Regions from separate parts of the Homo sapiens genome. Here region 1 is linked to region 2. The links are chromatin loops, found by intact Hi-C in ENCODE. Cell type or tissue: breast epithelium. All regions are shown on one strand. Links, peaks and the distances in the headings refer to the core of each region. The heading gives the core; the rest is flanking DNA.

Region 1 (15,514 bases), core at 4,013-12,012, 59 kb after region 2:
TATTGAGGGAATCTTAGGATAGTCACCTTCCTCTTTGGTTTTCCTGGCTGTGAACACTGCTGCCTAACTGCTTTTCAGAAGTGATGACATTTATTCTTTGGTAGGAGCTGAAAGAGCCTGTATGTGTCACTTATTTTTAACTGCATACTCTATATAAGTTGAAGTCTTTTTTTTTTCGTTTTGTCATTTAGCATAGAACAGGAAAGGTGGTGTAGTGGTATTAGTATGAGCTTTTCTAGAACCCACCTGGGCAAAACCCCCTTCTGCTACTTAATAACTTAATAGTTATTTATCCCTTCTGAGCCTCAGTTTTCTCATTAAAATGAGAATAATGATAATAATGACAATAGCAATCCATGGTTTTGCATGTCTGTTAATTTCCATGAACTTCAATTTATCTGTAAAATGGATGTGATAATTCCTCAACAATAGGTTTGGTTTGAGAAATAAATTGGCTAATTTAAATGGAAATGTCTACTGGCATGTTTGGTACATAGACTTTGCATATGCTAGTGCTCAATAAGTGATTATGACCCATTGTTTTTAGAAGACCTAAAGAAAGAGATCATTAAAGGTAGTTATTTCCTGTGGGATGGGTCAGGGCTTAATACATACTCATTGATTAATTCTTTCAGTGGGGTGCTCTTGTCATTTCCTTTAGGGGCAGTTTTATGTGGTCTGCTGGTATTCATGTATCTAGATGGAACCATGGAGTCGTTTCCCCATGAGTTTCCTTCCAAACTTTTAGTCCTATTTCTGCTGTTAGTGGATGAGAAAGGCTGAGTTGCAGTTCAAAACCTCCAATACTTTGTATTTCTGGGTCTGGTCAGTACACAAGATTAAGGAGTGTTTGTTATGGTCCTTTAAGGAGGTGTGATCATGCTGTTAGTTTTGCTATTTCTTTATACCAAACCACAAAGGAGGGCTGGCCAGTAAAAAATATTTGTGGGCCAGAAGCTAGATGTCCCCGCAAAGCTAACCTGTGATCTACTTAGTCTTTTCAAGCCAGAGACTCTGGCAAGTTTGAATTCCAACTGTTTCAGTTTGTTTCATTTCTCTCCGTTTTTTTTTTTTTTTTTTTTTTTTTGAGATGGAGTCTTGCTCTGTCGCTAGGCTGGAGTGCAGTGGAGAGATCTTCAAAAGCCAAAACACAGAGATTAGAGGATTTGTTTAAAGTCATATGGTGAACCTAGCTTTCTTCCTTTTAACTTTCTTCCTGTAGTTCTTTGGGGAAATTAGTTGTTTATTTCACAAGATGTTTAGCCAACAATAAGCGATTTGTTTTCAAGAATATTCACCGGTTTTCCTTCTCATAAATGCTGCAAGATTATATTGAGCTATGATGTTTTCAAAGTCCTTTCATGGCCAGTGTTGCATTTTTTCTTCATAATACTTCTATAAGATAAGCAAGTTAGCTACTCTTAATGATTTTTGTTATTGTTTTTAGCTGATGAGGAAACTGAGGCCCAGAGAAGAGGTGACTTAATTCAGAGACACCTATCGAGTCAAAGGCAGGGTTAGAATTAGAACTCAGGCACAAGAAAGCCCTTTTATTTTTAGGTTTCTGATTTTCACTAGGAACATCGTCACACCTTGCACACCCTGCCAACATTAGATATTATCACTCTATAATTTTTGCCAACCCATTGAAAGAAAAATATCTCATTGTTTTAATTTTTATCTCCCTAGTTACTAGTGAAGTTAATTTTTTAAATATTTATTGGCCATTTATAGTTCTGTGAATTTTGTGTCATTTATTATACATTTTATACTGGGTTCTTCATCTCTCATCACTTTTGTGGAGACTCTTTGTATGTTAAGAGTATTAATTCTTTTGATATACATGGTGCAAATATTTTTGATTTTTATTTATGAAACTTTGTGCATCCCTAGAGCACCAAAGAAAATAGTCCTTTATACTAGGCTAACTGTTCAAAAAAACAGCATACTACTACCCCTGTTAACACTACCAGTTAAAATTTATTTTCTGAGTTTTCCAAGAAACTTTCATATTCTTTATGTCTTTTGTCCTTTCAAGAACTTCATGAGGGGGCTTGCAATTAAAATAAGGTAATTTGAACATGTACATCTTATATCTTTTCAAAAACATTGAAATGGAACAGAACTGGTATTTCGCAAGGGCTAAGAAGATAGGAGAGGAGATAATAGTAAATGAGAGGGAACAAGATTTTGGAAGATGGAAAAGAGGTGCAGGTTGTGAACAATTTAGCAAGTTGCAGAAAGCAGAAAACTTAGGCTGCAGAGGAATGTCAGTATCAACAGTCATTTTGTGGTACAGACCCTAGCCTAGGTATTAGAGGTTCTCAAATGTTGAGAGGTAGAGCTGTGAAAAGAGGAGGATTAGTTCAAAGGTTATATAAGGAACAATTAAACTCCCACATCCTTTCTCAGCAGAACTTTGGAGGTTTATTTTCTGGAGAAATAAAATCAGGCAGGACCTGTACTTGGGGATGCTAGACTCAGCTGAGAGGTGACATTCCCAAAACAGGGATTTAGTGAAGGTCTTCATTCAGTTCTTAGTTCCCAGATATAGGTAGTCAAACTTAATCTCCTCAGATAGGAGACTGGAGGATGTATTGCTGAGAAACTGACCCATAGACATTTGAACGTCCCTTTCCCCAGTTTAAAAAAAATTGGCATGGCATTTTGTCTTGTTACAGTGAAACTTAGCAATTAAAATGCTCTACTGTTCGTACGTGTCTGTATGTTTCTTAGTCTTAAATATGAAAGAATAGGCAAAGATCACCTGATATTTGAGAAAAACGTCTAGCATGAATGACAGAAACTAAAAGAAACATATAGAAGGAACCCTACCCCCCAAAAAAGAGAGGGAATGGAGAGGGGAGAAGGATTGAGGGAAAGGGAAAGCATACAAGCACAAGAGAAACAATGTAGGAGCAAAAAAAAAAAAAATTGCAAAAAACTCAGATCAAAAAAGTTATTACCTTAGTGAAACAAGAATAAGGTCCTATTTGAAAAAGGAATAGTCAGCAAGAAATAATTTTTGAACACTTAAAAATACAGTATTGAAAGTAGGCTGGATGCAGCGGCTCTTGCCTGTAATCCCAGCACTTTGTGAGGCCGAGGCAGGTGGATCATCTTGAGGCCAGGAGTTCGAGACCAGCCTGACCAACATGGTGAAACCCTGTCTTCACTAAAAATACAAAAAATTAGGCAGGCATGGTGGCGCATGCTTGTAATCCGAGCTACTTGGGAGGGTGAGGCATGAGAATTGCCTGAGTCTGGGAGGCGGAGGTTGCAGTGAGCTGAGAACATGCCACTGTACTCCAGCCTGGGCAACAGAGCAAGACTCTATTTCATATATATATATACACATACATATACACACACACATATATATGTATATAATATCAAAAATAAGGTAGAATGAAAACAAGTAGAAAATAGAAGAGGAAAGAAATAAATTAGAGGATCAGTTTAAGATTTATTTAAATTTAAAAGATTTAAATTTAAGAATATTAATTTTATTTTTTTAATGATTTTCTTTTCTCCAGTTTCTCTAGTTAGAGAAACTCCTCATAGTTAGATTTTGGATCTCCTCATAGTTAGGTTTTGGCTTATGAAGTGAAAGAAATCATCAAAGAAATTATACTTTTCCCAGGACTTAAGTACACATGTGCTTAGATTGAAAACCCTATCAATTCTCAATACACTGAATGAAAAAAGAAACACAACACCATAAAATTTCAGAACACCATAAAATTTCGAAATGAGAATATAAAAGCTTCCAGAGAGAATTAAGAGGTTATATACAAAAGCATTTGATTTCTCAAAAGCAGTATTGGAAGCTAGAAGAAAGTGGAGGAATTATCTTACATTCTGAGAGGAAAGGATTTTCAAGCTATAATTCTATACCCAGTCAAAACTAACAATTAATTATGAGAGTAGGGGCCGGGGGCAGTGGCTCCTACCTATACCAGTGCTTTGAGAGGCCAAGATGGGAGGATTGCTTGAGCCCAGGAGTTTGAGGTTACAGTGAGTTATGATCACAGCATTGTACTCTGGCTTGGGCGACAGAGTGAGATGCTCTCTCTTCAAAAAAAAAAAAATAGGGGAAAAGAGACATTTTCAGATATGCAGTATCTCAAAAGATTTATCTCCTACCTGTGCTATCTCAGGAAACTTGGTAGTTTGATATACCTAAATGAGATAGAAAAGGAAGAGGGGCTGGGCATGGTGGCTCACACCTGTAATCCAAGCACTTTGGGAGGCTGAGGTGGGAAGATGGCTTGGGTCCAGGAAGAGTTTGAGACCAGCCTGGGCAACGTGGCGAAACCCCGTCCCTACAAAAACAGAAAAATTAACCAGGCATGGTGCTAAAAGTTGAACGTGATTACCATTGGGAAGCAGAGGTCAAAGGTAAGATAGGGGATTGCTGCTTTTTTGATATAAGCCTTATAGTATTGAGTTTGACTTGTGAAACTATCAATCTATTAGCTTTAATCAAATGTAAAATTAAGGCGGTCACTGTGTGCCTATAGTGTCAGCTACTGGGGAGGCAGAGGTAGGAGGATCACTTGAGCCCAACTTCAAGGCCAGCCTGTGCAACATAGCAGGACCCTGTCTCTTAAAAAATAAATAAAATAAAATAAAATTATAAATGATCATTATGCCTTCCTTCTCCCCAAAAACATATGAAGTAAAGCGTTATTACCATACATGGAAATAAGGCCTGTAGAATTAGGGGACCAAAGGTTTTTAGAATGAGTTACTAGAGAAGCTGAAACTCCAGTTCTGGCTCTGACTCTCTGACTCTCACCATTGCCCTTTCTGCTCTAGAGAAAGCAGAAACCTTCTTTGGAGTGTTTGCTGGTGATGTTCACATGAGTAAACCTGTGGTTCCAGCAGCCCCCTCCTCTCATTGTGTGTGTGTGTGTTTTGTTTTGTTTTGTTTTTTGTTTGAGACAGAGTCTTGCTCTGTTGCCCAGGCTGGAGTTCAGTGGTGTTATCTCTGCTCACTGCAACCTCCACCTCCTGGGTTCAAGCAATTCTCCTGCCTCAGCCTCTCAAGTAACTGGAATTACAGATGCCCGCCACTATGCCTGGCTAATTTTTGTATTTTTAGTAGAGACTGGGTTTCTCCATGTTGGCCAGTCTGGTCACAAACTCCTGACTTCAGGTGATCCACCCTCCTTGACCTCCCAAAGTGCTGGGATTACAGGCGTGAGCCACCATGCCTGGCCTCATTGTCTTTTATATTGGCTGTTACAACCTCCGCATTTGGGACACTGCAAAGTATCTGACATAGCCAGTAAAAGTCCTAATGACCCCAGTTCCTGGCCAGGCGTGGTGGCTCACACCTGTAATCCCAGCACTTTGGGAGGCTGAGGTGGGTGGATCATGATGTCAGGAGATTGGTACCATCCTGGCTAACACAGTAAAACCCCATCTCTACTAAAAATACAAAAAATTAGCTGGGCATGGTGGCAGGCACCTGTAGTCCCAGCTACTTGGGAGGCTGAGGCAGGAGAATGGCGTGAACCTGGGAGGTGGTGCTTGCAGTGAGCCGGAGCTTGGAGTGAGCCGAGATCGCACCACTGCACTCCAGCCTGGGCGACAGAACGAGACTCCGTCTCAAAACAAACAAACAAAAAAAACCCAGAGTCCTGATGACCCCGGTTCCTGAGTAGCTGATTCTGTGTTAATAAATTAACATAAAATTGCTTTCCAAAATGTCAGTTCTGCAGCCATGTCCATTTTTTTTTTTTTTGGTGGACTAGAGATACCCCTTTATAGGAATTACATAGATCCATGCTCTTCAATTTAAAAGTTGATTGCTGGCCCCTGACAAAATACCCCTGTGGTAAGAGGGAAGTCACAGCCAGAGTTTAGAAGTCAGAGAACTTGAGTGCAAGCTATGCTCCATTACTTTCCTTGGTTTTTTTCCTCCTTTTAGTAAAGTAGGATATCTTCTTTTCTAGGGTACAGTTTCAACTTCCTTGAGAATTCCCTCCTTAACACCTTTGTTGAACTCTACTGTTCCCAAATTTGCTGTGCCTCATGTAGTCTTTTGGGTTACTTCTGTAAATAATTTGTCACTCATCCATCATGTGTGACAGTTTTATTCTCAGTGAGGAGTCCCATTGTCTAGTGCTGGGGAATCATTCTTTGCCCTCATTTGCCAACTAACAGCTTCAAGCCCAGAATGAGGGCCTCAGGATGAGTCAGTATCCTGGTGGTTTACATCAAATACTAGATTGTCCCCTTCCCCGTTGTTATTACCATTAAAGCATTCTTCTTCTCAGACATTAGCTGCAAGCTCCCTGTGTTTTCTTTGCTTAGTGAAGATAATCTGTGGTTGTTTTATCCAGGTAAAGACTAATTCCTAGTTCTAAAGAGGAAATTAGGAGCAGTTATCCCCTACCTCTCCATCTCCACCAGAGCAAAAGTTCTAACTAGATATGAACAAAAAAGAAGAGCAGAGTTTTCTTCTTCTTTTTTTGTTTTTTTTTTCTAATCTCCTTCCACCCTTGGGCTCAGTGGAATGGAAGAGGGGGCCCCTCAGCTTGGTCAAGTGCCCATGATGAGAGGGTGGGTAGGGTAGTAGGGTAGGTTGTGTCTCAGCTCTCTTGTCCCTGAGGAACAGTCCCTTCAGTTGCAACAATAGTACACACAATAGTAGTATAGGGTGTGTGTCCTGTTATTCAGGCTTCCCTGGAGAGGGGGCCAAAAGATTTCTTTTATGGGGCTAACTGGAAAGGACTGTGGCACTTACTGAGATAATCAACATTCATAGGCTAGGTCGCACATGCAGAACAACCTACCAATCCTGTCAAATTATAAGGCTATAATCAGTCTTATTAAAATGATAGCACATATATTTCCTGAAACTATTTTATCACAATGAAACTTTATCAGCTCATTTATCACTTGGAACCTACTGGTTTCAACAAATGTAAAAGACAGTTTTCTAGATCAAAACACTTTAAGGTAGTGTTTGTTGGAAGGTCCCTGGTCTTGTGAGGTGGTTTCCTGGAACCCGTTACCAGTACTGTTTTTTTTTTTAGCTGCTTATTTCCATTTTCTTTGGGGGATTGAACAGATGTTTGACAGTGGTTTAAAATAATATATAACCACATCTTTTTTTTTTTTGAATGGCTTGACACCTGATAAGAGAGGAACAAAGCCATTGGACAGGTTATGTAGGGAGCCTCATTGATGTTCTGAATATATAAAGGGGCTGAGTTTCATTTTAGACAGGGCATCCTTTGGTGACAGCATTGATTATCCTTTTCATTCAAGGATTATAATTTCAGTGAAACATTTTGAGATGACTGCTAACAAAATTAGGTCGAATCAGGTGTGATTTATGTAATGCACCATTAATGAGGCAATGAGAAAGTCAGCCCTGTCTTTCTGTGCCCTGAAATTCTAAAGAGGTTAATTACAGGAAGGCCTTCAAACCATATGTTCCTTTGTCTTGGAAACAGTCCCATTTTTGCATAATGTGCTTTCTATGTGACTACATCTAGTTATACAGTATTCAGTACCAGCATTTATTACTTGAGTTATTTTGTTTTATATCTGAAATTATATAAAGCTAGCTTTAAAACAATAATAAAATTAGGCCAGGCGCGGTGGCTCACGCCTGTAATCCCAGCACTTTGGGAGGCTGAGGCGGGTGGATCACGAGGTCAGGAGATCGAGACCATCCTGGCCAACATGGTGAAACCCCATCTCTACTAAAAATAAAAAAAAAAATTAGCTGGGCATGGTGGTGCACGCCTGTAGTCCCAGCTACTTAGGAAGCTGAGGCAGGAGAATTGCTTGAACCAGGGAGGCAGAGGTTGCAGTGAGCCGAGATTGTGCCACTGCACTCCAGCCTGGTGACAGAGTGAGACTCTGCCTCCAAAATAATAATAATAATAATAAAATTATAATTTTAAGAGGTGAATCTGATATGCTACACTTCTTGACCTGTGATTAACCCAACAATATTGCTTCAAAAATCTATGTACTGGGCAGAGTCACTACCTGTAGTCTCAGCTACTCAGGAGTTTGAGGTGGGAGAATTACTTGAGCCCAGGAGTTTGAGACCAGTCTGGGCAACATAGTGAGACCCTATCTCTTGAAAAAAAAAATATACATATATATATGTATACACACACAAACGCACACGCACACACACACACACATACATGCTCTGGTCTTTGTGCTGCTCTCTCCCTTGTTCTCTGTGTTCCAGCTATCCTCATCATCTCTCAGCTCCTCTGAGAGCCTGTCAAGCTTTTTTCTCCTTCAGTGACTTTGCTCATGCTGTTCTTTTTCCTAAAATATTTGCCTGTTCCTCTCTCCATCATGGCTAACTACTCCTCTGTTATGGCTTGTTTAATTGTCACTGCCTTGGAATGCCCTTTCTTGACTTGCCATCCTCAAGCAAATCTCTTTTTGCTTCTTTATAAGCTTCTGTTACATGTTGTAATTATAGGATGTATTAGTCTGTCCCACTTGTCCTTCATCTCTTTCCTCCTCTAGAGTGTAAACTCTGAGGATGGGGCAGTGGCTGAGTAATGCATAATTGCATTCTCAGTGCCTAACACAATGTCTGGGGCCTGACACATGGTAGGAACTCATAACAAATATTTGTTGAAAGCCTGAATGAATGAAGGAGACCCTTACATTTTTTTTCATGGTTCCTTCCTAGGAAGCATCCCATGAAAACCAGGCAAAAGCTGCATTCTAATGGTATTCATAAGATCAGACCCACCCAGATTCAAGGGGAGGAGAAATAGTATCTACCTCTTGATGGAGTTGTGGCAAGATCACATTGTGGTAGAGCATGTGGGATGGGAGATTGTCTCAGTCCATTTGTGTTGCTATAAAGGAATACCTAAGACTGTAATTTATAAAGAAAAGGGGCTTCTTTGGCTCATGGTCCTGTAGGCTGTGTGGGAAGCATGGCATCAGCATCTGCTTCTGGTGAGGGCTTCAGGCTGCTTCCACTCATGGCAGAAGGGGAAGGGGAGCCAGTGAAATTACATGGTGAGAGAGGAAGTTGAGGGAGGTGCCAATTTTTTTTGAGACAGTCTCACTCTGTCTCCCAGGCTGGAGTGCAGTGGCGCAATCTTGGCTCACTGCAACCTCTGCCTCCCGGGTTCAAGCAATTCTCCTGCCTCAGCCTCCTGAGTATCTGGGACTACAGGTGCGCACGACCACGCCCAGCTAATTTTTGTATTTTTTAGTAGAGATGGGGTTTCACCATGTTGGCCAGGCTGGTTTCGAACTCCTGACCTCGTGATCCACCCGCCTCAGCCTCCCAAAGTACTGGGATTACAGGTGTGAGCCACTGCACCTGGCCCAAATTCGTTTTAAGAGCCAGCACTGGAGGGAACAAACAGAGCAAGAACTTTTCCCCCACCACAATTCCACGCCCCCTCCCCACATTAATCTATTTATGAGGGATCTGCCTCCATGACCTACATACCTCCCACTAGGCCCCACCTCCAACACTGGGGATCAGATTTCTTTTTAAAAAATATTTTAATATGAAAATATTTTAATTTTTAATTAATTTTTAATTTTTAATGTTTTTTAATATTTTAAAATTTCTTTTATTTCACTTAGGATAGGGGATCAAATTTCAACATGAGGTTTGGAAGGTCAGATTTCCAAACTATAGCAGAGATGTTATTGTGACCATCTTTGGAAAATACAATCTGTTGCAAGAGATTATTCCTAGCTGGGTACTGCATATCTTCCCTGGGAGATTGATTCAGCCTGGTTATAGGCCTATATACTACTCTCTAATATCCCTGGATAGTCACCACTACGGTGTAAAAGTCAGGAGTTCAGAGCTTGGTTCTGTCACTTACTAGTGATAGAAAAAGAAAACCTGTTTAAAAATGTAGTTTCTTCATTCTTTCAGGCTTTCAACAAGTACTAGTATGTGTCAAGACCTGGACACTGTGTTAGACACTGAGAATGCAGTAGTGAACCAGATTGCCTTTGCTCCTGCCTGCAAGGCAGTAAGTGGAATCATTGACAGTCCCCACTCCTTTTTTTTTGAATAGACATTTGCTATTGAGTTGTGACATAACGCTGAAAGGACTGGTTTCAAATCTTCTGCTTCTGTAATTGACCCTTGTATGAATGGCAAATGCTTCCTATTTTATGTTAAAAAGCTACAGTATCTGCCTTCGTGTTAAAAAACACTGAAGGTCATATTGGGTATTTCAAAAAGTAATTGGTATTCCTGAGCCAAGGTCGTATAGTATAAACAAGGTTGTATAGTATAAAAGACACTTCTGAGTTATTGTTTTTCCCTGATCCTCTTAAGAGACAGAAGTATTTATTTCTGCATGTTAGGAGTGTACCTTCCGAAGAACTAATGGACAATCACAATCCACCACGTCATGTATTAACCACCCCCCGCCCCCGCCGAAACAGTACCCTTTCACTGTTAATAATATAGAATCTTTTTCTGTTGGACTTAGAAATCTATGAATTGGAATAGTAAAAAGAGCAAATAGCTTCTAGCAGTCAGGTAATCTGGATTCTCGACTAGCTGCATGAGGGGAAGGGGGGTGGAAATTGGGATGGGGGAGATGATTTACTACTCAGTTACTTTTTAAAAAGTATGTAGAGGCTGGGTGTGGTGGTTTACACCTGTAACCCCAGCACTTTGGGAGGCCGAGGTGAGAGGATCATTTAAGACCAGTGTGAACAACATGACAATGTCTCTACAAAAAATTTAAAAATTAGCTGAGTGTGGTGATGCACACATGTCGTCCTAGCTACTCGGGAGGCTGAGGTGGGAGGATTGCTTGGGCCCAGGAGTTCGAAGTTATAGTGAGCTGTGATTGTGCCACTGCAAGTATGTAGAATCAGTGGTCTCGCAAATGCCGTAATTACAGCTACAAATTTTTGGTTACTACATGCTCTTGTCTACTGTAAGCTCCCATAGCAATCTGCATTTTAAAAAATAATTTATTAGTATACTTGAAATTATTTGATTCATATATGTCTTTCCCACTAGATAGTAAACTCCATGAAGGCAGGGATAATGTCTCTTTTGTTTATTGCTGCTTCTGTAAGATTGAGCAGGCACATAGAAAGTGCATAATAAATATTTTTGGATGAATGAATGAGGGGTTTTCTAACATGCAGACATTCTTTAAAGTACCAGAGGTCCATTGACTCATTTGTAGACAACACAACAGACGTTTCCTGCTAGGCACTGAATTAGAAGTGAATTGCCCATGAGACACTCTGCCTAGAGACACTCAAAATCTATGAGAAGAGGTGGACATGGAAAAAATATATATATTAGAAGTTTAACATGAAGTTCTGCAGAAACCTAGAGAAGGAGGTAAGGACTCTACATTTAAAAGTAAACTTTAATTGGGCTTAGTTTGAAGTATAATTATTAGAAATGTAACAGCATTCAGTTCCAGCAATAATTTAACAGTAGAAAATTACTTAAACTTGATTCTATCATAGTATAGGGATGGAGGGGTATTAGTCCCAAGGATATTCATTTAGAGTTAAGTGTTGTTAACAATCTCAGTTTATCAGGCACTTCCTCAACAATTTCTCTCATTTAATTATTTTGACAATCCAGTAAAGTAAGTGGTTTTATTCTCCATTTTACAAATGAAAAAATTGAAACCAGAGAGGTTAAGTAACTTTCATGAGGTAACACAGCTAATAAAGGACAGAGCCAGGACACATTTAGGTCTTTTGACTACAAGCCTTTTATATTATATTCTAAGTTCATTTTATAGAGCTCCCAGATGTTCCCCCAAAGAGCCAGAAATCTTAATGCCTTTGAGGAGTTTTCTAAGATGATTCTGATTCTTTTTTTTTTTTTTTTTAAAGGCAGAGTCTCAGTCTGTCACCAGGCTGGAGTGCAGTGGCACGATCTCGGCTCACTGCAACCTCCGCCTCCTGGGTTCAAGCGATTCTCCTGCCTCAGCCTCCTAAGTAGCTGGGATTACAGGCATATGCCACCATACCCACCTAATTTTTGTATTTTTCGTAGAGACGGGGTTTCACCACGTTGGCCAGGATGGTCTCGATCTCCTGACCTTGTGATCCGCCCGCCTCAGCCTCCCAAAGTGCTGGGATTACAGGTGTGAGCCTGGCCAGAAGATTCTGATTCTTAAGACCCTTAAGACTGAGCCAAAATGTTACCTCTTTCATGATACTTGTCCTGTGAGAAGTGTTTCCTCAACCTCATTCTTTCTATGACATTTCTATTCTTGATTAGCGCCAGTTCAATTGAGCCCCTATGTTAGGTCATGGGATTTTATAATTTATATATTATGAATGATTATAGTTTTTTTTATATCTCCCCTAGAAATTTTTTTGTTGTTGTTAATGAGATAGATTGGTAATGGTACTTTTTCTTTTCCTTTTAAAATTAATTAATAGATAGTTGTTTCTTTTCTTTTTTTTTTTTTTTTTGAGACAGAGTTTTGCTCTTGTTACCGCAGCTAGAGTGCAATGGCACAATCTCGGCTCACTGCAACCTCTGCCTCTCGGGTTCAGGTGATCTCCTGCCTCAGCCTCCGGAGTAGCTTGGATTACAGGCATCTGCCACCACACCCGACTAATTTTGTATTTTTGGCAGAGATGGAGCTTCACCGTATTGGTCAGGCTGGTCTTGAACTCATGTCCTCAGGTGATCTGCCTGCCTTGGCCTCCTAAAGTGCTGGGCTTACAGGCGTGAGCCACTGTGCCTGGCCGTTTCATTGGTTTATAAGAACTTATGTGTTAATTGTTGATGCTGTATTATCCCTTCCTGGAGTGAGTATCTTAATGAAGGAATCTTAGGCACTATAAATGGGCCAGAGGGAGCTATTTTGGGGCAGAACAAATTATGGCACCTCTATCACTCCTTGAGGTGGTTGTGGGGAGCTACTGATAGGTTAAGTACTTTTCCTTTCCATTGCTTTAAAAGGACACTGTTCTCTTCCCACTGGTCCATGGGTAGGTGTAGATTAAGCTTTGGGGGCTTGTGTTAATCTTTCTTTGATAAGGATCTTTGCTTTCCTGGACCCTTGTGAAGATCAAATGTAGTAGTGTACAGGTGATGGATGGATGGATGGATGGATGGATGGATGGATGGATGGATGGATGGATGGCAGAGTCTCACTCTGTCACACAGGCTGGAATGCAGTACTGTAATCATGGCTCACTGTAGCCTCAACCTCCTGGGTTCAGGTGATCTTCCTACCTCACCCTTCTGAGTAGCTGGGACTACAGGAGCACACCACCATGCTCGGTTAATTTTTTGTATTTTTGTATAGACAGGGGTCTTGCCATGTTGCTCAGGCTGGTCTTGAACTCCTGGACTCAAGTGATCCACCTGCTTTGGCCTCCCAAGTGTTGGGATTACAGATGTGAGCCACTGCACCTCACAGGGAGGTTATTTTGGACATACAAATAAAGTGTTGTACAGACAGAAGTCTGGGATTGTTTTTTTCTCCCCTAGAGAAACAATTAACTGTTCTTTCTAAACTAGTTAAAGCACAATTTCCCTCAAACACTATGTATGTCCTTTCTTGCTTTTGACAACATAGAAATTCAATTAGAATTTCTCAATCAAGCACCAGATTCAGTTTTTTTTCTCAAAAGCAGTTGTATTATGCCAGGTGCGTTTATATATTTCATTTAACTATCATAACAACTCTGAAAGGACAGTGTTGTCACTACCTTTTTTTTATTTTGTTTTATTTTTTGAGAGAGGGTCTCACTCTGTTGCCCAGGCTGGAGTACAGTGGCCTGCTCACTACCTTCTTTTTATTTTATTTATTTTTTGAGAGAGAGTCTCACTCTGTTGCTCAGGCTGGAGTACAGTGGTGTGATCATGGCTCACTGCAGCCTCAGCCTCCTGAGTAACTGGGACTACAGGCATGTACCATAACTCTGGGCTAAATTTTGTATTTTTTTATAGAGAGAGGGTTTTGCCATGTTGCCCAGGCTGGTCTCAAATTCCTGGGCTCAAGCAATCTGCCCACCTCGGCCTCCCTAAGTGCTAGGATTATAGGCATGAGTCACCATACCTGGCCACTACCTCCATTTTAAAGATGAGTAAACCAAGGGCCAGAAAGTTCAAATAACATAGCCAAAATGTAAGTGGTAGAGTACAGATTTGAATTCACATATTCTGGGTTTGTTTTTTGTTATATTAGACAGGCAGAATTATGCTGTGGTAACTTATTGGCCCCAAGATTTCAGTGGTTTAATATAAAAACGATTTGTTGAATTCTTGCTTATGAATTCCAGTGCAGGTCAGGTGACTCTGGAGGGCCGTCGTCCTCCAGGATGTGACGTCTAATGTATTTAGGCTGCTTCAGTCTTATGATGCTGCCATCTCAACATGAGATTTCTAGGGTGCCTTTGTAGATGAGAGAGAGCAGAAGAGTCATATACTAGCTTTTAAATTCTTTTACCTGGGTGGGGCGCGGTGCTCATGCCTGTAATCCCAGCACTTTGGGAGGCCAAGGTGGGTGGATCACAAGGTCAGGAGATCGAGACCATCCTGGCTAACATGGTGACATCCCATCTCTACTAAAAATACAAAAAAAAAAAAATTAGCTGGGCATGGTGTTGGACGCCTGTAGTCCCAGCTACTCGGGAGGCTGAGGCAGGAGAATGGCGTGAACCTGGGAGGCAGAGCTTGCAGTGAGCTGAGATCGCGCCACTGCACTCCAGCCTGGGCGATAGAGCAAGACTCCGTCTCAAAAAAAAAAAAAAAAAAAAAATTAAAAAAAAAAACAAAACTTTGACCTGGAAGTGAGACATGTCATTTCTGTTCATAGAACATTGGCCAAAACTGGTCATATGGTGCTAACTACAAGAGAGAAAACATGGAACTGGAAACTGTTGAGGAGCTTATGGATAGTCAGTGATATTGAATATCCCTGCCAGACTACTTTACGGCAGATGTTTCCCTAGGGCAATATCTTTACATAGTGCATGTTTCCTTCCAGCTTTACATTAGGACGAGTTTGCTAGTGTGTCTGGACCATGTTTTATACTGAATGCCTTGAGGTCAGGGATTAAATTAATAAATGGGCATATTTTTCAGTTCAATTCAACTAAATATTATTGAACATCTGCAATTCCAGGCCTTGTTTTCTTTCCAGTATCTATAGCCTCTGTGTTTCTATCTGTCTAGCTAGCTAGCTAGCTGTATTATATTTATGTAAATAATAATAACTAGATAGTACTAGATTTTAACTTTTTAGTATAGAATAGTGCAGTATAGAATAGTGGTTAAAAGCACAGATTTTAAGGGTCAGAATTCTGGGTCTGCCAATTCCTAGCTCTCTGACCCCTGGGCAAGGTTGGTTTTTTTTTTCTTTTTTAATAAAATAGCTTTATTGAGATATAATTCATATATTGTAAAATCCACCCTTATCCCCCTTTGAAAGTACACAATTCAGAGGTTTCTAGTATAGTCACAGACTTGTGCAAATATCACATCTATCTAATTTTAGAATATTTTCATCACCCTCAAAATAAA
Region 2 (15,514 bases), core at 4,865-12,864:
CACCTGTAATCCCAGCTACTTGGGAGGCTGAGGCAGAAGAATCTCTTGAACTAGAGAGGCAGAGGTTGCAGTGATCCGAGATTGCGCCACTGCCCTCCAGCCTGGGCGACAGAACTAGACTCCATCTCAAAAAAAAAAATGCTTTAAATGTACATTCCATTTTTCCATTTCTTCACATAGAATATGAAACAGATGTATAATTAAGGATTAAGATTTAGTAAAATTAATACTTTTTTTTGAGATGGAGTTTTGCTGTGTTGCCCAGACTGGTCTTGAACTCCTGGCACCAAGTGCTCCTCCTGCCTCAGCTTCTCTAGTAGCTGGAACTACAGCTCTGCACCACTGTGCCTGGGTAAAATTAATAGTTTTTACGACTTCCAGAAGATTCCTTTTTTTTTTTTTTTGAGACGGAGTCTCGCTTTGTCACCTCAGCTGGAGTGCAGTGGTGCGATCTGGGCTCACTGCAACCTCCGCTTCCTGGGTTCAAGCAATTCTCCTGCCTCAGCCATCCAAGTAGCTGCCATTACAGGTGCCCGAAACCATGCCCGGCTAATTTTTGTATTTTTAGTAGAAACGGGGTTTTTGCCATGTTAGCCAGGCTGGTCTCGAACTCCTGACCTCAGGTGATCCGCCCACCTCGGCCTCCCAAAGTTCTGGGATTACAGGTGTGAGCCATTGCGTCTGGCAAGAACATTCTTTAATGAAACTGAAACTTAGTTTTTTTTTTTTTTTTTTTTTTTTTTAACATGTCCATGAAGAATGCAATGACACTATTACAGTTTGGTGTCACTGCCTTGATTCAGTATAAAATGACGTATTTTTATTTGTTGATATTATTATGTTTCTAGGCTTTACTTATTTCTTATTGGGGGAATGGCTGATGTTGTCAAACCTTTACTAAAAATACTGTTTTGAAAGCCAATGTGAATGCAATTTTTTCTTTGCCTTAGTAGAATAAAAAAACTTTAGAGTTGAACAGTTTCACAATTTTGTCAGGATGTTAGAAAATTAATTGGGCTTGGTGCTTACTTTTCTCCACTTTGTGGTTAAGGAAAGGTGTGAAATGGCTTTTAGAGAACTATCCATAGCTATGCATAAGAGTGGTTTTTAAGGTATATTAGGTCTCCCTACCCTTAGCCTGGTACATTTGCAGTAGAAAAAGACAAAGGTACAGATGTAGCCATAGGCAAATAATCTTGTATAATGACTTTGGTTTTTCACTGTGATTGGACAGAGGAGAATGGAGAAAGAAGTAGTCTAGACAAGTCATAGTGCTAAACATTATTTTATCTTCCAGTTAACACCCCTGTATAGCCTGGAACCTTTGTTCTGGGGGTGGGAAATTAACATTCATTGTGTACCGACATTGTGCTAGGCCCTCTTATCTTACTTAAACCTGACAATTTTTCTGTGTGTATGTGGCCATATTTTTTAGTTTTAGACATTTAAAAAGATGATGATGATGATTTTTTATTTTTCTTGAGATGGGGTCTTGCTATATTGCCCAGGCTGGTCTTGAACTCCTGGACTCAAGTGATCATCCTGCCTCAGCCTCCTGCATGGCTGGGACTACAGGTGTATGTCATTGCACCCTGCTGTGGTGGTCATAATTATTTTATGTGTAAGAAAACAGAGGCTCAGAGATGTTGAGCCTATGCAGGCCCATCAGCCAATAAGTGACTAGGGTGGGATTTAATCCCCAGACTTTTCTGCCTCCAAAACCTATGAGTGCTTTTTCCTATGTGACATGCTGGCTTCCAGAGACAGTGTCTCACTGATTATTTGTATATCCCTGATACTTGGAACTTAGCAGGGGCTTAGTACATTTTTGTGGAGTGATTGAGCCAGTGCTAAGTGAGTGAACCAGTTTTTACAGAGCAGGATATAACTCACCCACTCTGAGCTAATGTGCATGTTGGTACTACAAAGTATAGAGTAATGCAGTGGTTTTGCACACTAGGATCTGGTCACCATTTGTTGCTATGGGGAAAGGGTCAATCTCTTTTTTTTTTTTTTTTTTTTTTGTTTGAGATGGAGTCTTACTTTGTCACCCAGGGTGGAGTGCAGTGGCATGATCTTGGCTCACTGCAGCCTCTGCCTCCCTGGTTCCAGTGATTCTCCTGGCTCAGCCTCCTGAGTAGCTGGGTTTACGGGCGCGTGCCACCATGCTCAGGTAATTTTTGTATTTTTGGTAGTGGTGGGGTTTCACCATGTTGTCCAAGCTGGTCTCAAACTCCTGACCTTAGGTGATCCTCCTGCCTTGGCCTCCCAAAGTGTTGGAGTTACAGGCGTGAGCCACTACGCCTGGCCAGGGTCAGTCTTCTTGATGATAAATGTAAAACTATTTAAATAATTTGGATATTTAGTAGTCTAAGAAATTTAATGGGATGAATTTTCCCTAGATTGTTAATTATCTCTTTAGAAATACATACTGCATCTACTTTGTTCTGGCTTACTCTCTTAATAGCTATGAGACCTTGGGTATGTTACTACACTTTTCTGTGTTTCATTTTTGTAACCTTTAAAAGGGAAGTGTAGTAATAATAGTACATAATTCCTATGTAGTTGTGAGGATTGAATGAGATAATTCATAAAGAACTTACTACAGTGCTTGGCAAATATTAATTACTTAACAAATGGTAGCTGTTATTAATGTTATCTTTCTAGAGTAGAAGTATGGAATTTATTGTGACTTTCAGTATATGAAGAAGGAATAATGTTTTGTCTTTTAAAACACCTTTATTAGAGAAATTAAGCGCTGACTTTATTGGTTTCTGTATTTTGGGACCTATTTTCTGGTTGTAGCTTACTTGGTCTCTTCTTGCAACAGAGATCAAACTTTGGCTATTTGCCTGGATTTCTTGGTGAACCAGTGGAGGTATGGTATGACCTTTGACTCTCCATCATTCTTTTTTTTTTTTGGTAGAGATGAAGTCTCGTTATGTTGCCCAGGCTGGTCTTGAACTGTTGGCCTCAAGCAATCCTCTGCTGCCTTGGTTTCCCAGAGTGCTCGGACTCTATCATCTTTTTAAACTTTGTGGTTTTTGGTTGAAACAGATTGGATTGTTCTGGAGAGTTCACTGAGGTTGATAGTTTTTTCTCAATTAAAAATGTCAGTGGACTGGGCATGGTGGCTCACGCGTGTAATCCCAGCACTTTGGGAGGCTGAGGCGGGCGGATCACGAGGTCAGGAGATCAAGACCATCCTGGCTAACACGGTGAAACCCTGTCTCTACTAAAAATACAAAAACAAAATTAGCCGGGCATGGTGGCGGGCGCCTGTAGTCCCGGCTATTCCGGAGGCTGAGGTGGGAGAATGGCGTGAACCCGGGAGGCGATGCTTGCAGTGAGCCGAGATTGCGCCACTGCACTCCAGCCTGGGTGACGGAGCAAGACTCCGTCTCAAAAAAAAAAAAAAAAAAAAAAGTCAGTGGGCCAGCCATGGTGGCTCACACCTGTGATCCCAGCACTTCTGGAAGCCAAGGCAGGAGGATCACTTGAGACTAGGAGTTTGAGACCAGCCTGGGCAACATCTCTACAAAAAAATAAAAATAAATTAGCTGGGAGTGATGGCACATGCCTGTGGTCCCAGCTACTCGGGAGGCTGAGGTGGGAGGATCGCTTGGGCCCAGGAGGTCGAGGCTGCAGGGAGCACTGATCATGCCATTGCACTCCAACCTGGGTGACAGAGTGAGACAATGTCTCAAAAAAAAAAAAGTCAGTGAATGTAAAAAACACCCCTTTCTAAATTTTTTCTGACTAGATCAATCATCATTGAGGAGGTACAGTATTTCTCCATAATCCCCTGCCCCAGAAGCAAAGGAGTGTTTTTAAAAATATATTTCTGTGTTTACTTACATTTTGATCAGGCTGTATAATTATGAAGGGAAAAACCAACACCCTTTAAAATGAGCATGCCTGAAAGCCTGCCCTTCAACCAAGTGTCATTGTAGGGACACTGTCTCCTAGATAGGAGTTAGTGTTAAACTCTTGACTTAAAACCTTTGAGATGAGGTCCAGGTTTCCCAATATGGTATCTGAGGTAGTTCAAGATCCTCTCCCCAACTTCTTCACCATTGTCATTTATTGTCTCTCCTCCTGGCTTGTGCGTTTTACCTCCAGTACTCCTGAAGTTTGCATTGTACTATGTCTGCAGTTCTTCAGATGTGCAGTGCCTCTTTTCTCACTGTCTTTGCACGTGCTGTTCTCTTGGCCTAGATATCTCTTTGTTACTCTTAATTGGTCTACTCTGACTTAGCCTTTAAGACTCAGCCTAGGAGATAACCTTTTCCAGAAGGTTTTCCGTGATTTCCTAGGTTGGGATTGGGTACCCCATCTCTGGGTTACTCTGATTGTGGTTATCCATTTATTATTTGTTGGTCTCTTCCACTTGCAGTGGACAGGAGTTGTATCTGATCATCCTTTTATTCTCAGAGCCCATCTTGGGACCTTGTACAGAATAAGCATCAGTAAAGACATGTCAGGTGAATCCATCATTTCAAACTGGCCTATTAACAGCTGTAATTTCCCAATGAGTCAGTTACTCCATGTTGCTCTGGGCTGAGTTTTTTTTGTTTGTTTGTTTTTGTTTTTGAGACAGAGTCTTGCTCTGTCACCCAGGCTGGAGTGCAGTGGCGTGATCTCGGCTCACTGCATCCTCTGCCTCCTGGGTTCAAGTAATTCTCCTGCCTCAGCCTCCCGAGTAGCTGGGATTACAGGTATGCACCACCATGCCCAACTAATTTTTGTATTTTTAGTAAAGACGGGGTTTCACTCTTTTAGCCAGGATGGTCTTGATCTCCTGACCTCGTGATCCGCCTGCCTTGGCCTCCCAAGGTGCTGGGACTATAGGCATGAGCCATTGCACCTGGCCTGGGCTGAGTTTTAATAGAGTGTCTTCTATCATTGTTGTTGCCCCTTGCTCCCTGCCCGTTGTGTTGTCTCTACTCTACTTTAGCCCACTCTCATGTAGCTTTCCTTTACTCTTTGCCCATAGCTGGGTCAGTGGAGCTGTGTACACAGTAGACACAATGAGACTCAGAAAGAACTTGATTTATGACGGATCCCTGGAATCTCACTTGGAATGAATGCAGATCACATTGGTAAATGGAGAAGACGGGACCTTATGATTGCTTTTCTGACTCAGTCTAGAGTTCTTTTTTCTGCTTCAAAGTTTCCTCTTTATTAACCTTTGGTCAGTTTTAATTTGTAGATAATATAAAATGAATGCTATAAAACCAAATTGTATCAAATGCTTGTGTATTTGATTTTTACAACTGAAATATAAGACTTGACTTAACTATTTGATGGTAGAAAGATTGAGACTTTAAGAAATGTGGGTTTTTAATTACCCTATTAAGCCATTAGTAGTTTCTGGCAGGCAATTTTTTTTTTCCCCAGGCTGGAGTGCAATGGCACCATCTCGACTCACTGCAAGCTCCGCCTCCTGGGTTCATGCCAATCTCCTGCCTCAGCCTCCCGAGTAGCTGGGACTACAGGTGTGTGCCTCCACGCCTGGCTAATTTTTTTTGTATTTTTAGTAGAGATGGGGTTTCACTGTGTTAGCCGGGATGGTATCGATCTCCTGACCTCGTGATCCACCCACCTTGGCCTCCCAAAGTGCTGGGATTACAGGCATGAGTCACGGTGCCCGGCCTCTGGCAGGCAATTTTAATTAGGATTCCCCAAAATATTTTGCTGATTAGAGTCTTTGTAGCAAGCAAAAATAATCACTTATGCATCTATGCATTATTTTAGTCAACATGGATATCAGCCTCTATGTTAGGTTGGTTTTGATGATACACGGAGATGAGTAAGGTGTAGTTGCTGTCTTCAAGGAGCTCCAGATGCAATAGAGACAAGGTATAAACAAATAAGTTGGCTGGGTGCGGTGGCTCATGCCTGTAATCCCAGCACTTTGGGAGGCCGAGGTGGGCGGATCACAAGGTCAGGAGTTTGAGACCATCCTGGCCAACGTGGTGAAACCTCGTCTCTACTAAAAATACAAAAATTAGCTGGGCATGGTGGCGCATGCCTGTAGTCCCAGCTACTCAGGAGGCTGAGGCAGGATAATCGCTTGAACCCGGGAGGCAGAGTTTGCAGCGAGGCGAGATTGCGCCACTGCACTCCAGCCTGGGCAATAGAGGGAGACTCCATCTCAAAAAAAAAACAAAAACCAAGTTACAGTTCAATGTTATAGATGTTATAAAATAAGTAGCAGAGACAGGGTATTCAAACCTTTTTTTAGGGAAGAGTTCTTGGAGGAAGAGTAACCTGAGCTTATTTTTGAAAGAAGACTAGGTCTTATGTGTGGACAATTCTGGACATGGAGTCAGAAGAACTGAATTTGAACCCCAGCTTAGCCACTTACTAGCTGTCTGACTTGGACAGGTTGTTTAAGTACTCTGTGAATCTCAGTTTTTTCCCATGTAAAGTGGGGACAGTCATATCTATATCCACCTTTGAAATTCAATACATTTGAAAGAAGCTCATAAATGTGATATACAAGTATTCTGTTTTTTAGCTCATAAATGTGGTATACAAGTATTATATTCTGTTTTTTTCCAAGCCAAACTGTATCCAGCTTTATTAAAGATACTGTCCGTAAACAATCATGGCATTTCAGACAGGACATGTGCAGACAATCGTTAACAGTATACAACAACTTTCAAACTCCCTTCTTTAATGGCCTACCAAAAATCAGAAAGCCACTATAAAACCCAATGAAGTCTTCATCTGATGCTCTGAACAGGGAAAGTTTAGAGTGAGGGTTGACATTTCACATTTAGCATGTTGTTTAACAACTTTTCATAAGCTGACCCTGACTTTCAGGAAGTGAAGTGAAAGTGACAGAATTTACCTGAAGATCCACAATCTAGAAACGGAACCACTGCTCTTTTGACAGGTGCCATCTCAGTGGCATCACTGGAAAGTCCAGATTGCCTGACACACTGGTAACCAATGATTAGGGGTCAGGTCCCAACAGATGTCTGGGTTTAAGGGAGTTAAGTCTAGCTGAAAGGTAGAAAGGGAGAAGAGGACATAAAAACAAATTTGTTTTTCCATACCACAAAGCTTTTGTGCCAAGGTGGCCATGTGTGTCAAAGTCAGGGAATCCCTGCTCCTGGGAGCCAAGAGGAAGTCTCTCAAAACTGGAAGGGAAAGGTGTTTTCCCCACATCAATCCAGCTTTGGAGACATTTTATTAGTGACATAAGCCCCTTCCTCTCAAAACAACAAGGACATGTTCTGTGTGCTAACAACATAGCTTAAAAAAGTAAAACAAAATTCTGCATTTTTATAAAACTTGATTAAAAATAGTATTTCAAACTGTACAGTCACCAGAAGTACATGGTTATTAAAAATGCACACACTTCGCTTGGCATCTCCAGCACCTTCAGCTTTCTGTCCCTGGTCTGTTTTGGCATCTCCATTTTCTGTAGGGTTATCCCCATCCTGGCCAGCCTCAGCTTTTCCCTTTTTCCCTTTGGGTACCTTCTCTCCCTTCTTTGCAGGGGCTTTTTTGGCCTGGGCTCTATCTTTGGAGGAGCAGGTTTAGCAGACAACCTTGTGGATCTTCTCTGTGGTTCATCCTTCACCTTGGCTTTATCTCCTTTAGCATCCCCTTCAGCCTTTCTTGGGCATGGTGGCGGCGACAGTGACGGCAGCGGGACGTAGGCACTGGGCGTGGGATGCAGCGGAGCACAGGCTTTGGTTGGTCTGGGGGTCGTTCTCACCTCTTCTTCTGGTTTTTGTTTTTTACTTATTCATTGACAATTATATTTTGACAGATTGTAGCATCAGTTTTCTTACCCAAACCAGAAATAAGTGAGGAAAATATTGAGTATATTAGTGTGTAGACATCATTTATGAAGTGCTAACACTATAAACATGTATCAAGGCAAATATTTTAAAGTTCAGATCCATGAAACTTTGATTCTGTGCTATTGTACAAGATACTGCTTAAGGTACCTAAATGAATGGTATCTGAAAAATTATTGAGTTTGCTTCTGAGTGGCTTGGATAGCAACCAGCTGAACTAGAAAGAGCCTCATTTCTTGTCAGAAGACTTATGCTTGCATCCAAGTGATGCAACTTATGTCTGTGCTGCTGAAGGTTATTTAACATTTCAGAGTTTCATTTTCTCCATCAGTAAAGGAGAAAAATAATAGTTACTTTGTAGACTGTGAATTAGGAATAAACTGGATAAATTGCTTACCACTAGCTTTTATCAGTTAAAAGTTAATTTATGGAATATTAAACAAATTTCCATTTAATTACATTTCTTTAGAGAAACTTGCTCTAAATGGTGGGTGGGGGGAATTCTGTTATTTATGCTTTACTGACACTGATGATATTTTACCTCCTTCTTCCAGTTATTCCTCAATAATTTTGTAAGGTGAGTTTAAATCTCAGCTATTGTACTTCCTTGCAGTGTGACCTTCAAAGTTACTTAATCTTTCTATAACTTATTTTCTCCATCTATTAGGTGGAGAATTAATGGCATTTATATTATATAGTTACTTAATCTTTCTATAACTTATTTTCTCTATCCATTAGATGGAGACATAATGGTATTTACATTATATAATTGTTAGGAAGTAACTAAAGTGCTTAGTTCAGTGTTTGGCACATAGTATGATTTCAGAAAATGGTAGTGCTATGGACTGAGTGTATCCCACCAAAATTCATATGTTGAAACCCTAATCCTCAGTGTGATGTTTGGGGTGGGATTTTTGGGAAGTAATTAGGTCATTAGGATGGAGCTCTATAAGTGCCTGTATAAGAAGAGACACCAGAGAGCTTACTTCCTCTCTCTCTGCTTTCCACTATGTGAGGATACAGTGAGAAGAGGGCCATCTGCAAACCAGGAAGCTGACTGTCACCAGACACCAGATCTGCTAGTACCTTGATCTTGGACTTCCCAGCCTCCAGACCTGTGAAAAATAAATGTTTGTGGTATTCTGTTATGTACACAGCAGCCTGAGCTGACTAAGATGGATAGCATTGCTATTGTCACTTTCATTTTATAAATGAGAAGGTGAATACAGATTTAGAAACCTGATTAGATTCATAGTAAGAGGCAAGGATGGGATTCAATCCAGGTTTGTGTGATGCCAAAGACTTTACTGTTTATTCTTTTACCAGGCTACATTTTGTAATTAACATTTCATTTGTATGGAAACGTATTCTGAAATGCTGTAGAGTGCTTGGAAGTAATTTGTTATTCTTGGGTATTTAAAACTTTCAGTGATGTTTTACTAACCGTTTACATAAACTTGAAACTAAATTGGTTAGGGAAAGAAATCTTTGGCCTGGCCTCCCTGTGATCAGACAGTTTTAGGGCAGATATTCTGGGGTGGTAGTCAGTGGTTAGTAAAAAGAAAATTGTGTGTGTGTGTTTGTGTGTGAGTGTATTTTCTCCTAAACAGCTTCATTGAAGTAAAATTGGCATACAGTAAGTGATACAAATTTTATGTACAATTTGCTAAGTTTTGACATACATATACACCCATGAAACCATCACCACAAAGCAGATGGTGAACATATCCATCACCTCCCAAGTTTCTTGGTGCCCCTTTGAAGTCTTTCCCTCCTCATTCTCCTCATATCCCCCCCATTTAAGCAACCACCTATCGGCTTTTCTATCACTATAGATTAAACAATGGTCAGATCAATCAGGATTCAGTCAGTTCACCTCTCAGCTGTAGTTTGATCGTCTGTGAAACAGGGATTCTACCATCTTCCCAAAGGACCATTGGAGAAGATTAGGATTAATGTGTATAAAGAGCCTAGCATAATGTCTCTTGCATAGTAGGCCCTCAGTCCCTGGAAGCCAGTATTACCAGCAAGCTTTCACTTGGTGGTCTAGAGTACATTTAGGAGTTCAGAGTGCCAAAATGCATTTCTGTCACTTAGAGCTCCTGTTCTCTTCCACTGAATGGGCTTCCAGTGTTTTTGAAACAGGAAAATTTACATTTAGGCAGCTTAAGGCCCTAAGGGACGTTCTGTTGCTCCTACCTTCCCTCCCTCATGCCCAGTGTTACACATGCTATTAATTATGAACAGATGTTCTTCAAAAATAAGCAAAGATCTCCACAGCAGGTTTTTGCATTCTTTATGCCTATGTTTAAGTCTGGCATTGTGATCAAGCTGCATAAGCAATGAGTTTGTAGTCAGAGTTCTGGGTTTTAGTTCCTATTCTGCCTTGGGCAAATCATAAAATCTTTCTGAGCCTCAGTTTTCTCAGTGTGAAGTGGTGGTGGTGGAGTCATACCTCAGAAGTTTGTTGAGAGGATCAAAGGAGAATTCTGAAAGTGAATTGTATGATGAGGTTATAGTTCATCTGCATCCTCCCATGACTGCCTCACAGTGTCAGAACTTTGTAAAAGGATCAGGCAGCATTTAAATCTGATATCTTACAGGTTTTTAATATAAGTATTTTAAATTGGGCTCTGCTAATAGAATAAAGTGGCAAAAATAAATAACAACAGATAAATAATTTGTGAAATTATTTGCTCAAGGTTAAAAGTGCTTCCATTTTAAAGTCAGAGAAACTTTAATTCAGATATTAGTTAAGTAGCTGTGTGACCATGGACAAGTTATTTAATTTCTCTGAGCCTTAAATTCTCACCTGTTAATAAGGCATATCTGTTCTACCTCAGAGGGTTGTTGGGAGGATTAGAAATAATATGTGTACCATAGTTGGCATATAGCAGATGCCCAGTGACGCTAGCTTCATTCCTTCCATTTCCAAAATTGGTAGATTTGTGGATTCGTTGAACTATTCCTGAAGGGATGACTTTTGCCTTCTCTATTCCGTGATGCGGTTCAGCACAGGTTAGCTGTTAGGTAGTGTCTCAGGTTTCCCATTCAAGTCTGTAAATGTCATTTGAGCTTTATGGTGCTAGCAGTTATTGCAAAGGAATTTTTTTTTTTTTTTTAAATAATGGGAGGCACCTATGCTTTGCTTTTGTACTTTCTCATCAATTCTCATTGCTCTGTCTAGCTAGAGATACTTTGTATTGTGAGAGCCAGGGAAACCAGGGGCCATTTTCTTGTCTCTCTGTGTTTATTTGGGTTGGAGGATTGTCTAAAAGTTCCCTAGTGAATAAAGTAGATTTGCTGAGTTCAGATTCTTCCCTCCTGGGTGAGCCCAGGATCGAACTACTGGGCAAGAAAAGAAATAGGAAGATGTGGAGAAAACTGGTGAGTTCTGCTTGTAAAGTTGTCAGGATCTTTGAGTTGGGGGGCATGTAGAAAACAGTTGATTCCCCATTTCCGTCTTCATTTCCAGAGCCTGTACACTCCAACACAAAGGGAGCTTTAAGATGGAGGTCTGCATTGTAATTTCCTAGAAATTACTGCTTCTGGTAACCGCTCATTCAGTTTTCACCTCTTTGCTGCAGTAGATGAAACAATGGGGACAATAAAACCATTTATCTGATGGCTGTAGCCTCAATGGGATGTTTGTTTTAATAATGGTATAATTTGCAGGGTTCATAAATTGTGATTTTATTCTCATGGAAATAACTGCCCGGTGGTATTTGGATTCTCAGGTCTCCTGTTGTGAATAATTTCGCTAACATTCTGGCTGACAATTCCCTTTATTCTACACTTCGATTTAGATTGTTCATGCTGGTTGGGTAATTAGCCCAGAACAGAGCCAGTTTTTTTCAGTTTGGGGATGGCAGGTGGTTACTAGGTAACTAGAAGATCTTCTGAATGGAGAAGAAACTCTGCTTAGGGATTCAAGGCAAATACCCAGGTTTGTTTTGATTATCTGGGATTTAAAAAATTATCTAATACCAAAATATTTGATGAAAATTGAAATTTAATTCATCTGAATATTTGTTTTCCATGACACCAAACAACCCATTATATTTGGAATATCCTATGTTTGAGTTTTAAATTTTCATGTGCATGTTTTGGCAGGGAATATCCACAGAGGGCAGAGGCTGATAATAGCTACACATGCTAGACATTGCCATAGGTGTTTTACTTACATTATGTCTAATTTTTTTTTTTTTGACATAGTTTGACTCTTGTTGCTCAGGCTGGAGTGCAGTGGCACGATCTCGGTTCACTGCAACCTCCACCTCCCAGGTTCAAGTGATTGTCCTGCCTCAGCCTCCCGAGTAGCTGGGAGTATAGGTTCCTGCCACTACACCCAGCTAATTTTTATGTTTTAGTAGAGACAGGGTTTCACCACGTTGACCAGGCTGGTCTCAAACTCCTGACCTCAGGTGATCCACTTGCCTCAGCCTCCCAAAGTGCTGGGATTACAGGTGTGAGCCACCACACCCGGCCATTTCTAAATCTTAATGAGAACTCTGATAGGTAGGTATTGTTTCCATGTTACCCATGTAAAAAGTTAAGACACGTTTAGTAACTAAATTAAGGGATTCAGCTAATTAGTGGCAGACAGTTTACCAGATTCAAAGCTTATCCTAGGCTTTCAATTACAGGGTAAGACATTCTGAAGATACATTCAAGTTGAAATTAAACTGTTAGATATTACAGCAGTTGGCTCAAAAATAATATTATATGTGAATTAATACCTATCATCAGATGTATATATCTGATTGTTCTTCCTGTCATTTAATCTTGTTTTACAGCAGTAACATACATGGAATATTTTGATTATCTCACCAAAATTAAAGGACTTCTAGGCATAATCCTGTTTTAAGAATTCTTTAAAAGGCTCCAAAGCATGGCGTAGTCACTGGAAATAGCCTCAGACTTGGGTTTCAAAATCTTGGCACTGCCATTTATTGGGTTATCTTGGATAAACCTTTTGACCATCATTGGATAACCCTTACTCTTGTATGAGCCTTATTTTGCTCATCTGCAAAATAGGGATATGATACACACTTTACAGGGATGTTAGGGTTAATGTATGTGGTGGGGTCTAGTATATGACTGTAATATGTTGGTTTCCTTTATTGAGTAATGCTACTGCTAGTAGAGTATCAGGGGATAATTTGGTGCTTTCATCATTGGCCTCAGGATTTATTAAAAGATGGCCAACATCGGATGGGCACGGTGGCTCACACCTGTAATCCCAGCACTTTGGGAGGCTGAGATGAGCGGGTCACTGGAGGTCAGGAGTTTGAGACTAGCCTGGCCAAAATGGTGAAACCTTTTCTCTACTAAAAAAAAAAAAAAAAAAAAAAAAATGCCAGGTGTAGTGGCACATCCCAGCTACTTGGGAGGCTGAGGCAGGAGAATCACTTGAACCTGGAAGGCAGAGGTTGCAGTGAGCCAAGATCATGTCATCGCACTCCAGCTTGGGCGACAAGAGGGAAACTCCATCTCAGAAAAAAAGATGGCCAACTTCAAGTGCCATTATGTTATATTTTCATGTGATGCTGTTAAACTAATAGAGCTGATTTTTCTCCAGGAACTTGCTGTTCCATCTAGGTAATTTGTTTAAGGGGCAGTTAGATAGATGATGTATTTTTTTATACTCTCTTGGTCAAGAGAGTGAGTGCATATGTGGAAAGGGCATTGGATTTGTGATTATACAAACTTGGTGGGAGGTCCAGCATTGCTGTTTACTAGCTAAGTTTCATGGGACAACTGACTTTCTCTGTTTGAAACTTGGGATAGAGATAATAATAGCCAACTTTCCCATCTGTTGTGAAGATCAAATGAGATAATGAATGTGAAAATGCCTTTTAAATTGGAAAAATGCCAGCCAAGATAGTAACTATTATGTGACATTCATAATTAGTATTAAGTGGGGCTTAGAGAATTAATTACTTTTTTTTTTGAGACAGGGTCTTGCTCTGTCACCCAGGCTGGAGTACAGTGGTGGGCTCATGGCTCACTGTTGCCTCCACCTCCTGGGCTTAGTGATCCCCCTGCCTCGCCTCCTGAGTAGCTGGGACCACAGGTGTGCAACGCCATGCCCTGCCCCCACCCCTGCCCCTTGGTATTTTGAGACGAATCTTGCTCTGTCACCCAGGCTGGAGTGCAGAGTCCCGCTCATAGCTTACTGCAGCGTGGAACTCCTGGACATAGTGATCCTCTCACCTCAGTATCCTGAGTAGCTGGGATTATAGGCATGTACCACCATGCCTGGCTCATTCTTGAATTTTTTGTAGAGACAGGGTCTCTATGTTGCCCAGACTGGTTTCGAACTCCTGTCCTCCAGCCAACCTCCTGTCTTCCAGCCAACCTCCTGTCTTGGCCTCCCAAAGTGCTGGGATTACGGGCATGAGCCACTGTGCCCCGTCGGAATTCACTGCTATTTTAAGAGGCAAATTTAAAATTTCCCTTGAACTATATAAAGACATTTTGATGAGTTTTATTATGGTAGTCCTTGGGGACAGCAGAAGAAAAGAGGCCAGAATGATGTTCTGGGTAGATAAAGTATTGAGTGAATGTAACTGCATAGTGGAAATGAGAAAATGGGGTGTGGTACTACTGTGAGGCAGGCCCAGAGGACTTAGAGAAGAGCTTAGACTTGAGATTTGGATCTTGGTCTAATCTTGATCCCTAGAACAAGGAAGTGGGAGGCTCCTTGATTAGAAAAACTTAGGACACAGGGTAGTGTGTGGAGAACTGTTGAGGAATAGGGATAGAGGTAACAACTGTAGCTTCCGTCATGATGACACTCAAGTTGAAATCCTGGTTTTAAGCCTTCTAGGAGTATGTACAGAAGTTAAAATAGATTTTTTTTCATTCCTCTTTCTACCTTCTAACAGTTAAGTGTGTCCATTTTTAGGGGAAAGTTCCAAGTGCGTCTTGCGATTATTGTGCATGAATCCAGTGGTGTCTCTCAGGTGAGCACATTGATGTATCTTCATTTAAAGAGGTGCAGATGGTGGCTGGCAAATGGGGGATCTGCTTCCACCGGCTAGAATGCTTAATTTTATGGAGGCTTATTCAGATTATCTCTTACCTGAAAATTGATTCTGTTTACAGCATTTCAGTAATGTGGATGAAATTTTTCCTAAGTGGAACATCAACCTAAATTTTCAGTGTGTTTAATTAATTATTTATTTATTTATTTATTTTATTGATCATTCTTGGGTGTTTCTCACAGAGGGGGATTTGGCAGGGTCATAGGACAATAGTGGAAGGAAGGTCAGCAGATAAACAAGTGAACAAAGGTCTCTGGTTTTCCTAGGCAGAGGACCCTGTGGCCTTCCGCAGTGTTTGTGTCCCTGGGTACTTGAGATTAGGGAGTGGTGATGACTCTTAACGAGCATGCTGCCTTCAAGCATCTGTTTAACAAAGCACATCTTGCACCGCCCTTAATCCATTTAACCCTGAGTGGACACAGCACATGTTTCAGAGAGCACAGGGTTGGGGGTAAGGTCATAGATCAACAGGATCCCAAGGCAGAAGAATTTTTCTTAGTACAGAACAAAATGAAAAGTCTCCCATGTCTACTTCTTTCTACACAGACACAGCAACCATCCGATTTCTCAATCTTTTCCCCACCTTTCCCCCTTTTCTATTCCACAAAACCGCCATTGTCATCATGGCCCGTTCTCAATGAGCTG

Evidence for each region. Hi-C counts contacts between places; a loop is a spot of excess contacts. Peaks named below come from ENCODE experiments on the same cell type or tissue, not always from the same donor. Only the 100,000 strongest peaks of a DNase experiment are listed, where the experiment ranks them.
Region 1: it touches region 2 in a loop (20-fold over the local background); 2 of 110 quality-filtered maps call a loop at or near these places.

What each region holds. Positions count from the first base shown.
Region 1 is chr11:73,512,442-73,527,955 of GRCh38, reverse strand. The region is part of intron 1 of FAM168A (family with sequence similarity 168 member A); the gene reads left to right. Among named protein-coding and RNA genes, the nearest start is that of FAM168A, 78 kb to the left of the region's middle. In breast epithelium, for the core only: no CTCF peak of the experiment used is centred there; no DNase peak of the experiment used is centred there.
Region 2 is chr11:73,572,382-73,587,895 of GRCh38, reverse strand. The region is part of intron 1 of FAM168A (family with sequence similarity 168 member A); the gene reads left to right. It also overlaps the pseudogene HMGN2P38. Among named protein-coding and RNA genes, the nearest start is that of FAM168A, 18 kb to the left of the region's middle. In breast epithelium, for the core only: no CTCF peak of the experiment used is centred there; no DNase peak of the experiment used is centred there; H3K27ac peaks cover 301 bases.